Regions from separate parts of the Mus musculus genome. Here region 2 is linked to region 1. The links are chromatin loops, found by intact Hi-C in ENCODE. Cell type or tissue: left cerebral cortex. All regions are shown on one strand. Links, peaks and the distances in the headings refer to the core of each region. The heading gives the core; the rest is flanking DNA. Region 1 holds the start of Gm36656 (a long non-coding RNA gene). Region 2 has its middle 50 kb from the start of Gm36656.

What was found. Hi-C counts contacts between places; a loop is a spot of excess contacts. Peaks named below come from ENCODE experiments on the same cell type or tissue, not always from the same donor. Only the 100,000 strongest peaks of a DNase experiment are listed, where the experiment ranks them.
Region 2: it touches region 1 in a loop (5-fold over the local background); 3 of 42 quality-filtered maps call a loop at or near these places.

What each region holds. Positions count from the first base shown.
Region 1 is chr7:36,912,101-36,917,483 of GRCm38, forward strand. It overlaps Gm36656 (a long non-coding RNA gene), which reads left to right and starts at 2,062. Exons shown (of 3, transcript XR_391270.2): 1 at 2,062-2,391; 2 at 2,627-2,795; 3 at 4,890-5,300. In left cerebral cortex, for the core only: a CTCF peak has its summit at 2,437; DNase peaks (open chromatin) are centred at 1,411, 2,367 and 3,281; H3K27ac peaks cover 756 bases.
Region 2 is chr7:36,861,437-36,866,819 of GRCm38, forward strand. No RefSeq gene overlaps it. Among named protein-coding and RNA genes, the nearest start is that of Gm36656, 50 kb to the right of the region's middle. In left cerebral cortex, for the core only: no CTCF peak of the experiment used is centred there; DNase peaks (open chromatin) are centred at 1,256, 2,502 and 3,446; H3K27ac peaks cover 2,519 bases.

The DNA.
Region 1 (5,383 bases), core at 296-5,295:
CCTCCCATTTCCCCTTCATCCTGATGGGTTCCAAGAATTGTAGGTGGGTATACTAAAAAGACCAGAAAAGCTCTGAAGCAGTGGACTCTCTTCTAGTGTTTGAAAAACCCTGGTGTGGGTGGAAGTTGGCTGTCTTGGTCTGTCTGGAGTGCTGTCACAAAGGAATACAGGCTAGTCTCTTACAAATCTGTAGACTCATGGACCAAGATCAGGGTGTCTGGTCCAAATCTAGGGAGTGAAGCTGTTTTTTTGGACTCTCGGATGCTTTTTTTCCTCATAGAGCCTCCAGAACAGGGAGCTCTCCAGGATCCCTTTTCTAAGTCACTAATGCCACTATGAGAACTCCACCCCTATGACCTCATCACCTCCCCAAAGATCCACCCACTACAGCCATTGTGTCTGGCATTCAGATTTCACATATATATAAACACAGAGGAGACACTAATGTTTAGCATATAATAGTGACTATCTGGGGAATGCTAGAGGTGGGGACCTCCGTGGATGTCAAAGAGAGAGAGAGAGAGGAGCTTAGAGGAGGTCATCCAAACCTTGAGAATGAGAAGAGGAACTGGCTGTCTCATATCTGAAATCTGAAAGGCATGGGACCAGAAAAGTATTCCATAGTTCAGAACAGCTTGGGGGCTGAGAATATTTGTGTATTCCTAAAATGATATTATTCTGGTTAGATTTTTGTCAATGTGACACAAACTAATGTTATTTAGGCAGAGGGAACCTCACTTGAGAAAGAGCCTCTATCAGAGTGGCCTATAGGCAAATACATGAGGCACTGTCTTGGTCGATGATTGATGTAGAAGGGCCCTGGCCAGGGGGGGGTAATATAAGAAAGATAGCTGACCATGGGCCTAGAAAGGAAGTCAGTGAGCAGCATTTCTCCATGTCCTCTGCCTCAGTTTCTACCCCCAGGTTTCTGCCTTGAGTTCCTGCCTTGGTTTCCCTCAGTGATGGATTGAGATAGGGATGTATAAGCCATTTCCTCTCTAAGGTGCTTTTAGTCATGAGGTTTTGTCACAGCGATCTCTACCTTTCTACACAGAGACTGGAGGTAAGTTAATACAATATTTTAAAAATTATTTCGTGTAAGAAGCAAAGTTTAGTGGGATAGACTTTCCACCTGTGACATTATGGTGGCATTCAAGAGCTTCCGGCTTGAGGTCCTTCTTGACTTTCAGCTTAGGGCTGCCCAAGCTGTCTTAGAGGTATAGTTGCTATGCATACCTTGTCTTGGACTGGGTTTGGAGTATCAGAAAGTCGATATAAGCAAGTGGAAGATTCTCACCAAAGCTCTGTGTGGGATTCCCTATGCATAACCAGAGTGCTAAAATGTGCCAGCATAGCCTGGTGTAGGCATGTTAAAAATATATATTAGTCACTTTCTGACTGTGATAATAAAACACTGTGACCAAAGTAACTTATAGAAGGAAGGATTTACTTGGGGCTTACAGTAACAGAGGGATAGGAATCCATCAGCATCGTGCCAGGGATCACGGCAGTAGGCATGGCCCTGGCACAGCAGCTGAGAGCTTACATCCTGAGTCACCAACAGGAAGCAATGAGTTCTTCACTGGAAATGGTGAACAGCCTTTGAAACCTTAAGCCCTCCCCCAGCAACACATCTCCTTCAACAAGAACTGGGGACCCAGTGATATGATGGCGTTGCAGGTTTTAGGTCACTAGGATGTGTTCCTGATTGGGATATGAAACTCTTCCCGATTCTCAGCAATGACTTGAGTCTTCTTTGACATCCACCAAAAGTCCAGGAGCAACAGGCGCTTACCTTCATGAAATGATGCCAGAAGAATATCTTTCTTTCTGTCAGCTGCTCATCAGAGGCGTTTGTCATGGTGTAGGAAGGCAGTGGGACAGAGACTAGCAGGGAGCAGGGCTCCCTGATAAACACATGATCTGTAGTGGTGCTGGCAGCACTTTCTGGTGGGTGTGACAACTGGAAGTGAGCCCTGGTGGACCAGAAAGCTGGACTCCTGAACCCTGAGGTATGGGGTAGGGGTAGGGGTGGGGCAGGGTGGGGATTAAAGCCTCAGAGTTAACAGAGAAAATAGAACACCCCAAGTCAACTCCATAATAAACAAGACAGGGTGTCCCTTTGGATTTGGGGGAATCTCCCCAAGAGCGGGGCCAAGCCTAGTACTGAGCCATGACGATGTGGAATATACGAAGCTGCATAGGCTCCTGGAGATGTCCTTACTGAACCCAAGGACCAGAGTTGCCTGCAAAGCTGTTTGCTGCCCGAGGAAGACAGTGACTCAGCCCCAGATGCTGTGAATCTCATGGGGCATAAGAGACCACTTGCCTCCCACATTCTTGAACCCTCCGCTGGGCTGGTGGCGTCAAGCAGGAGAAATGACAGTGCTGGTGAGGAATGGAATTGCGGGCGGCTGTGCGATGCTATAAATATTTGGTTTGAAACAGCAGAGACATTCAAGATAAAAGTTAAATAGAAATAAAAGCAGTCAGATGTTTATTACATGTTGCCATAAAATTCAAGAGCAGCCTAAAAAGGCAAATCGGGATTTGTTTAACAAATAGGAGAGGAGTACAGAAGAGATTGAGGCTGGCAGTCACTCAGGGGCTCTGCTCTCATTCGCAGGTGATTTGAACTCCTGAGGGGACAGTTTGTCCTGGACATAGACGGTGTCCTTAGGTGGCTGAGGACACAGAGGACTGCCTCAGGTCTTGGGCTTTCAGAAGACATGCAAGTCACCTGACCTCATGATTTATTTGTCTGTTGGAGGGAGACAAAATGTGAAGGAGATCAGGTGAGACCTTCTCCAGGGGTTGGTCTTACAGACTTCATGGACCCCAAGAGCACAGATGTCTTGGGGTACCACATGACAAGAGCTATCCAAGCTAGTACAGCTATAAGATTCATGGTGCTCTTTAAATTTTAATTTGTGTGTGTGTGTGTGTGTGTGTGTGTGTGTGCGCGCCCCCATGTGTGTGCACGTGCATGTCGAAGCCAGAGAAACAGAGCGTTGCTCCTCAGCCATCTGCCTTCTGTTGAGATAGAGAGCCTTCCCTGGCCTGGAACTTGAGTCATGGTTTTACCAACTTTCCTAGGTTGGTTTTGAACTCATTCTGTAGCTCAGGCAGGCCTAGAACCTTAGATCCTCCTGTTTTCACCAGCACTGGGACTACAGGCCTGTGCCACCCAGCTCAACACCAACAACACGTTCTTTTCACCTCACCCTCACCACAGCACCCTACTCATGATTCACAGAAAGAATCACAGCAGGATACATCTGGAAGAGACCCAGGGACGAGTAGCTAACGTTTGCTATAAAGAACCACTTGTGATTCATTCTGTCTGAGTCACAGCTCCTCCGCTTTTGTATCATGAAAGGAACTATACACAACCCTGAATGTGTGGGACTATGTTCTAATAAAATGTTATTTATAAAAAACAAGTCACGGTACAGGTTTAGTCTGTAGGCATTAACTGGCCCGCTTCTAATTCATCATCGTTTTATAGTGAGAGGGACAGAAGACCTGAGAGACAAAGGAACCTTTGAAAGACTCAGCCAATAAGTGGTGGGCCCTGGAGGAACACCATTGGGCTACTGGGAGCTGGTTGAACATAGTGCTTCACATCTGGGGCAGGTGGTCCAACAAGAGACCACCATGCAGCCTCAGTAACAGAGTGCGCCTGGCTTGATATCACACTAAAGGCTACAAGAGAAATGAGTGCGTCTGTCAAATCCCAAACCAAAACTGGAAGCGGATGTTTTCAAATCTAATATAATTTTATGGCATAAGTAGGCAAAATGACATACAGAGGACACCACTAGCTCTTATACTATGAGCAGCACAATGAGAGGGTTTGGGAAGACTCCTATCTGAAGCCAAGTGAATGCAAAGAAATGAAGCAGCCCTGATGTAGGCCCACAGGGAGGTGGGCTCATCTCCTAGAATCTGGTTTCTGATTCTCAGCAGCATTTGGAGACATTGTTTTGAAAGGGGCTACATGTGAAGAGATATAGTGGTTTGTTGAATGGTGGCAGCCAAAAGGAGCCATCCATTTCCCAGAAGCTGTAAGTGTGACCTTGTCTGCTAAAAGGGTCTTTGGAGATGTGATTACAGATCTCAAGAGGAGAGCATCCAGAATATCCAGATAGGTCCAAAAATCCAACAAGAACAATCCAGTGGCTGAGGATAGGGCACAGTGAGTGAAGTGCTTACTGCATATGCTCAAGGATGCAAGTTTCATCCCCAGCACCCACATAAACAAGCAAGCGAGCAAGCAAGCAAGCAAGCAAGCAAACCAGGCGTGGAGGCACACTTCTAATCCAAAAACTGGGAAGGCAGAGGCAGGCCAATTTCCAGGGTTCTTTGACTAGCTAGTCTAGTGCAATTGGTGAGTCCCTGGTACCAATGAGAAACCCTGTCTCAAAAGACAAGGTGGTTATTTTGATGAATACTTAAGGTTGACCTCTGACCTACATATCTCACATATACACATGCATGTGCATGTTCACATTCATACTCCTGCATACACAAGAACATGCATGCACACACAGGAAAATAATGTATGGTTGGTGTCATATGTTGAGCCAATATTATATATTCACACACTCTGTGTGTGTGTGTGTGTGTGTGTGTGTGTGTGTGTGTGTGTGTTAAAGAGAGACAGAGAGAGAGGGATAGAGAGAGAGGGACACACACACAGAGAGAGAGAGAGAGAGAGAGAGAGAGAGAGAGAGAGAGAGAGAGAGAGAGAGAGAGAAGCAGAAGGGGGAATATTTTGAGCAAGGCCAAGGACAGTTGACTGGGCTGAAGATGGTCATTGTACATGATAGAATTGAATGCAGATGTCATTTATGAAACCAATTACTTTGTTCAATGAATATAATCAGAGAGAAGAAGAGGAGGAAGATGGGTAAGATGGAAAAGCGGAAGGATGAAGAGAAGGCCCCGCGAAGATGGTTGCAGACTGGAGGAATGCAGCCACAAGCCAAGCTGCAGCTACCAGGAGCTGTAAAACATGGCAGGGATACTTCTTGGAGCCTTTTGAGGAAGCACAGCCCTGCTGACACCTGACCTCTGATCTCTAGCCTCCAGATCTTCTTCGAGGGAAGGGATTTCTATGTTTTACATAAGCAAGTCATCAGTCAAGTGTCAGAACAGCCACAGGAAATATGCTGAAAAGGAAAATGTGGCAAAGGAAGATGAGAGCCCGTGAGCACGAGCAAATGGGAGATGGCTTTATGAAACTGTTTAGTCGGAACAAGTTCCTGTCTGTAAAGCCAGGCTGACGCGTGGAGGAAATATTAAAGGTCTTTGTTAAAAACTATTATGTATTCAAGGGGACCATGTTTATTATCTCTCCTCAAAGAGGTGGAGGGCTGAG
Region 2 (5,383 bases), core at 291-5,290, 51 kb before region 1:
CCATGGCTGAACACTCACCTTGCGTGGCCAAGGCCCAGGGTTCACTAGCTAGGGATAGTTCGTGTGCGTCTCCACTCTTCTCCCCCTTGTTCTGTTGCTCCTATGGCTCTTTAAGTCTGCCAACATGACACAAGTTCTGCCAGGTGCTCTCTGCTTCTGACTGCAATCAGCGTGGTGCTCTGGACATTCGTCTCATCCAGTGCTTCTCGACCTCCCTAATGCTGCGGCCCTTTAATACAGTCCCTCATGTTGTGGTGACCCCAACCATAAAATTATGCCATTGCTACTCCATAGCTGTAATTGTGCTACTGTTATTAATTGTAATGTAAATTCTGATATGCAGAATGCCTGATACGTGACCTCTGTGGAGATGCAGAACCTCAGGTTGAGAATGGCTGCCTGGTTCCTCAGTGCTTCCCTGAGTCCCAGCTCTCCCTCCACAGACCGCAGGTCAGTCTCCCCACCCCTTCCTCTCTCTTCCCTCCTTCCTTATTCCCCTCCCTTCCCGCTGTCGTAGACTCCATAAAGAGATTTTAATGGCAAACCCAGGAGGATCTATTCTCCTCACTCAAGGGCACAAATGACCTGATGGAGTGATATTATTGTGGCTTAGGGCACACAGGGCCCCCCCATGCAGATGGTCCATCTATTCTACCCCTCGCATGTCAAGGGGAGGGGCTAAATGCCAGGAAGAGTAGGTAGGATTCTTCCTTGTGACCCTCCAAACCACACCAACCCTTGTGCTGAACTGTTTTTTATTGGTTTGATTGGTTTGGTTTTTAAGGAAAGGTCTCACTCTGAACTCTGGCTGTGATCAGTGGTAAGGTGTACAGAATTACACTCCTGCCCCAGTGTGAACCTCCCCACAGGGGGGTGGCCAGATTGATAGCAGATCCAGGTGCTGGGAGAATGGCTTGACCACAGTTATCACCAAAGCTACAGGAAGTCCATCAAGGCGTTCAGCTCCTGCTTTCCAGTATCTCTCACATCAGAGAGAGCGAAGGAACATCTGTGGCAGGCCAACATGATGTTTAGCAACATTTTTGGGGGGACAGAATTTGCATTAGTGGGAAGACAGGTTGGTGCTGCTCTGTGTTTTCACTTGGTAACAGCAATCCCAAGGCGATTAGCAATTCTGAGCTGTGTTGCGCTGTGTGGAGACCCAGCACAGGCAGCTGTTATGGCTTGCTTCAGAGACAGGGCTTGGAAATTTCTGGAAACTAAATCGCTATGAAAAGCTTGGATGTTTTTCAGCCCATGTTTAGACGTGAGGAAATGTGCACCAGAGGAAAGAGAAATGTCACCGTGCTACTGTGTTGGCCCTTCACCAGCACTGACTGAATGTGTGTGATGAGGCAGGCTGAGAAGAGTGGGCATGCGGCCTGCCCTTGCTGTCTAGAACAGGGTATTATCCACGCATCTGTCTGTTGATCTGTCTGTTGATGTGTCCATGAATCCATTCATCCAGGCATCCACCTGTCCATCTGCCTGTCCACTTGTCTGTCTACCCATCCACCCACCAACCCATGCATCTATGCATGCATCCACATGCCCATGTGCCTATTCATCCACCCATTTATTTGTCCATGCACTCATCCACCCATAAAGCTATTGGTGCATCCATCCATATGTTCATAAGTCCATGTATTCATGTATGAATATATCCATGCATCATCTATCCATTCATCCACCCATCCACCCATCCATCCACCCACCCATCCATCCATCCATCCACCCACCCATCCATCCATCCATCCATCCATCCATCCATCCATCCATCCACCCACCCACCCACCCATCTATCCATCCATCCATCCATCCATCCATCCATCCATCCATCCATCCATCCATCAACTCATCTACTCACCTATCTATCCATTTCACCAATTTAGTAATCCTTAAGTGGCCAGTACTCTGCCAGACAGTGCCAAACCTTGATACATCAACCATCAGAGGTCAACTCATCTAAAGGCATTCACAGGGTGATAGGGAAGACAAACAAACTTGGAACACATATCACAGGGAACAGGTGCTTTGCCACACTATGTGTTTTGGCAGCCAGTTATGCATTCGATCCACATGTGGCTCTCCCAAATCTCAAACAGCCTCCACTGCTCCATCTTGTAGAGCTAGTGTAAAGGCCTTTAGAATGCGGAATAACCATATAGGGGGCTCAAGAGATGATAGCCATATTCACACTATCATCACCATCATCAGCAGCAGCAGCAGCAGCAGCCACAGCAGCATCACCAAGCTAGGTTTACTCTTTTCCCTTTCACATGGATTCTCCTGTTAGGAAGCTGGTATTATAAGGAAACTGAGGCACGAATAGGGTTTAATTCTAGCCCTTTTAGGTTCCGAGATCTACACTACCATCTACCATCTACACTGGACTCAGTGTGCACTACATAGCCCAGGCCATTTCTACATTCACCACCCTCCCACATAGCCTCCCGAATGCTAAAACTATGGAAGAATGCCACCACGCACAACTTACATAGGCAGAAACTTCAGTAGGTTAAAGAAAAAAAATAAATGCAAGTGTTAGCCCCCAAAGTTATATTTGTTCCCCAACACCCAGAACCTGTGAATACTGCCTTACATGGCAGTCAGAACAAGTTTTACACTGCAGGGGAAATCCAATTCAAGGATTTTTGAGAGCAGTTTATCTTGGATTATCTGCGTGAGCCCCAAATGTTATCAGACACATCCTTGTAAGGGAGAGACTAAGGGCAAGTAACCCCCCAAAATGTAGCGTTGATGGCCCCGTGGAAATGGAGCAGGCAGCGGCGTGGCAGAGCATGCCAGTTCATTTTGTATTGCTGTAATACAACACGTGAGGTTGGATAACACCAGGCTCTGGAGATCCAAGGTCAAATGTGTAGTGATGAAATCTTTGCTGATAGATTCCAAAAGTAGAAGAGAGCATCACACTGCAAAAGATAGGGAGTGCACAAACATACCCAGGATCTTTAGATTATCTGCCGGTAAAGTTTCCAGTACTTAATTACAGAGCACCACCCAAATGTCTTTCTCACTCCTAATTCTTACACAAAGGAACCTCCTCGGAACACCCCTGAGTCAGCCTGAGTCTCCAGCCACTTAGCCCTTCACAGTGGGGAGGCTTGGCTCGGCTGCAGATCATGTGCTCTCTGCACTGGACCACATTTTGACATCACAGAGTATACTGATCTTGTTGGTCCTTGAATCCCAGTGAGCTGATGTCCCTGGCTCCTGGACACACTCAAGAATGGTCTCTTCCTTTTGCTAGTTGTCAAGGCCCTCCCACCTCTGGAGAGGGCCTGCCCGTATCCCAGGCATCTATACTGAATCCACACTTTGTGCCTCACCATGTTGAAATATGAAGATACTTGCACAGTTAGGGGGCGGGGTAAGTGAGGGTGACTCTCAGCCTTCTTGGTTTATATAAAAGTCTGTTCCACACTGGGGAACTGGCCCAGAATGACGAGTCCAGCCCTCCCCAGTGTGAAATGCTTTGTACATTTGGTACTGTGACTCTTCCAGAACTGTAAAGTAGAAGACACTAGAAGTACACAGGGCCTTGAGGAAAGATGTGCCTCGTGGAGAAGAGACAGCTTTAGTTTCCAACTGGGACTGAAGGTTTTCCTAGTCTCCAGGGCCAGGTCCTTTAGATGGGGATCCTGATGCCTTGACCTCAAGGCACCTTGGAAAAGAAATGGCCTGAAAGTGTCTCTGGAAGTCTAGCCCAACAGCACCAGTAATTGAGTCAGTTGGTGCCTGTCAGGCACCAAAACTGCAGATTTGATCTGGCCAGTGCTGCCAGTCCTGGTCAGGGTGACTGGAAGCTGGCTCTGGGATGCTTTGGGGGATGTCTGCACCAATGAAGCAAACAACCTCTGAGCATGGTGAGCTGTGCCAGCCACCAGACCAACATAGCTCCAGACTGGAGGGAGAGCATCGTGCAGGTTCCAGGAACTGTATATACCATACCTTGCTGGGGGTCTCTTCGATTGCTCCTTTTTGCTTCTATATTTGCATCTCAAAAGAAGGTGCTGAAAGCTGCCCACAGGGATGAAGGGTCCTATGTCTTTCAATTGATCCTGGAGAGGGGCAAGCTTGAGTGCATATCTCAACTGTCACATCTCTATGTGAGTGTAGCTTCTCGCCTCCCCAAGACTCAGTTTCCCAAGCTGCAAGATGTGCATCCTAAACTCTTCCCAGCAGCCCATGGTGGGTGGTGGGTGGCTTATGCTTGGTCTTTGCAGTCTCTAAGCTGGAGGTGTCACCTGACTTGGCAGCTGCTGTGGCCAAGGTCCCCTACTGCTCATTCCCTTGTTGGCTCAGCCCAAGATCCATTAGCACTTGTCTTGGCTCAGACACTGGGGGCCAGTGCTAGAAACCGGAATGATGTGGCTTTTACCCCATGAAGAGGGTATGTTCTTTGATGAGAACGTAGGTTCTAAGACAGATCAGAGCAGGAGAGAGATGGTTGTGCAGTTAAGAGTTTTTCTCTTCCATACCTGAGTTTTGAGTGCTGCTCCCAGCACACACATCTGGTGGCTCAAACTGCTAATAACTCCAGCTACAAGGGATCTGATGCTCTCTTCTGACCTCCTTGGGCATGATATACATATATGGCTCTTGTGCATGTGCAATTGCACACACACACACACATACACACAGACACACATCACACATACACACAGTCACACACATCACACATATAACTTGCTTACACATGCAGACACACACACAATGAAAATGAATCTAAATAAACAACAACAAGTAACTAGAGTTCATTTAGAACCCCGCTGTGGCTTTGGAATGACCTATAAAGAGAGTAAAACACAGACATTTTGAATGGCCTATAAAGAGAGTAAAACACAGACATTTCCATAACTAGATAGGATTCCTATAATGTGAGCCTAGTACTGATCCAAGAGGGACATATTATTCGTAAGGGCTCCTGTGGCACAGGTTTCTTGGGGTGCCACAGTCACATATGGGAGTCCCAGGAGTGGCCAGAGAACCTTTGTCCAGACATGACTGGAGTATACATCTGAGAGACTTCCTGGGGTGGGATTCACCTTCCTCAGGGCAGTGTAGGCTGACAGAGCACTGGAGGCAGGGTGCTATCTGAAGCATAGAGAGGTTGATCGCAAGGTCTCCAGAGCTGTGTGAGGAGGTCTGTCCTTGATCAGAAATGCACCCCCAAAGCACCATCTCACAGCCCTCAGTAGCCCAGGTCTGTCTCACACTGTGAAAGCCACCTCTCATCACTGACACCGACAGTCCCGTCCCCAGCAACGGGGAGCAGAAGGGCTGAATGCCTCCCACATTTCCCAAACCAAAGTCATTTTTAGAAATGTTTAAATCAAGGCACAGCACGCCTACAGTGATC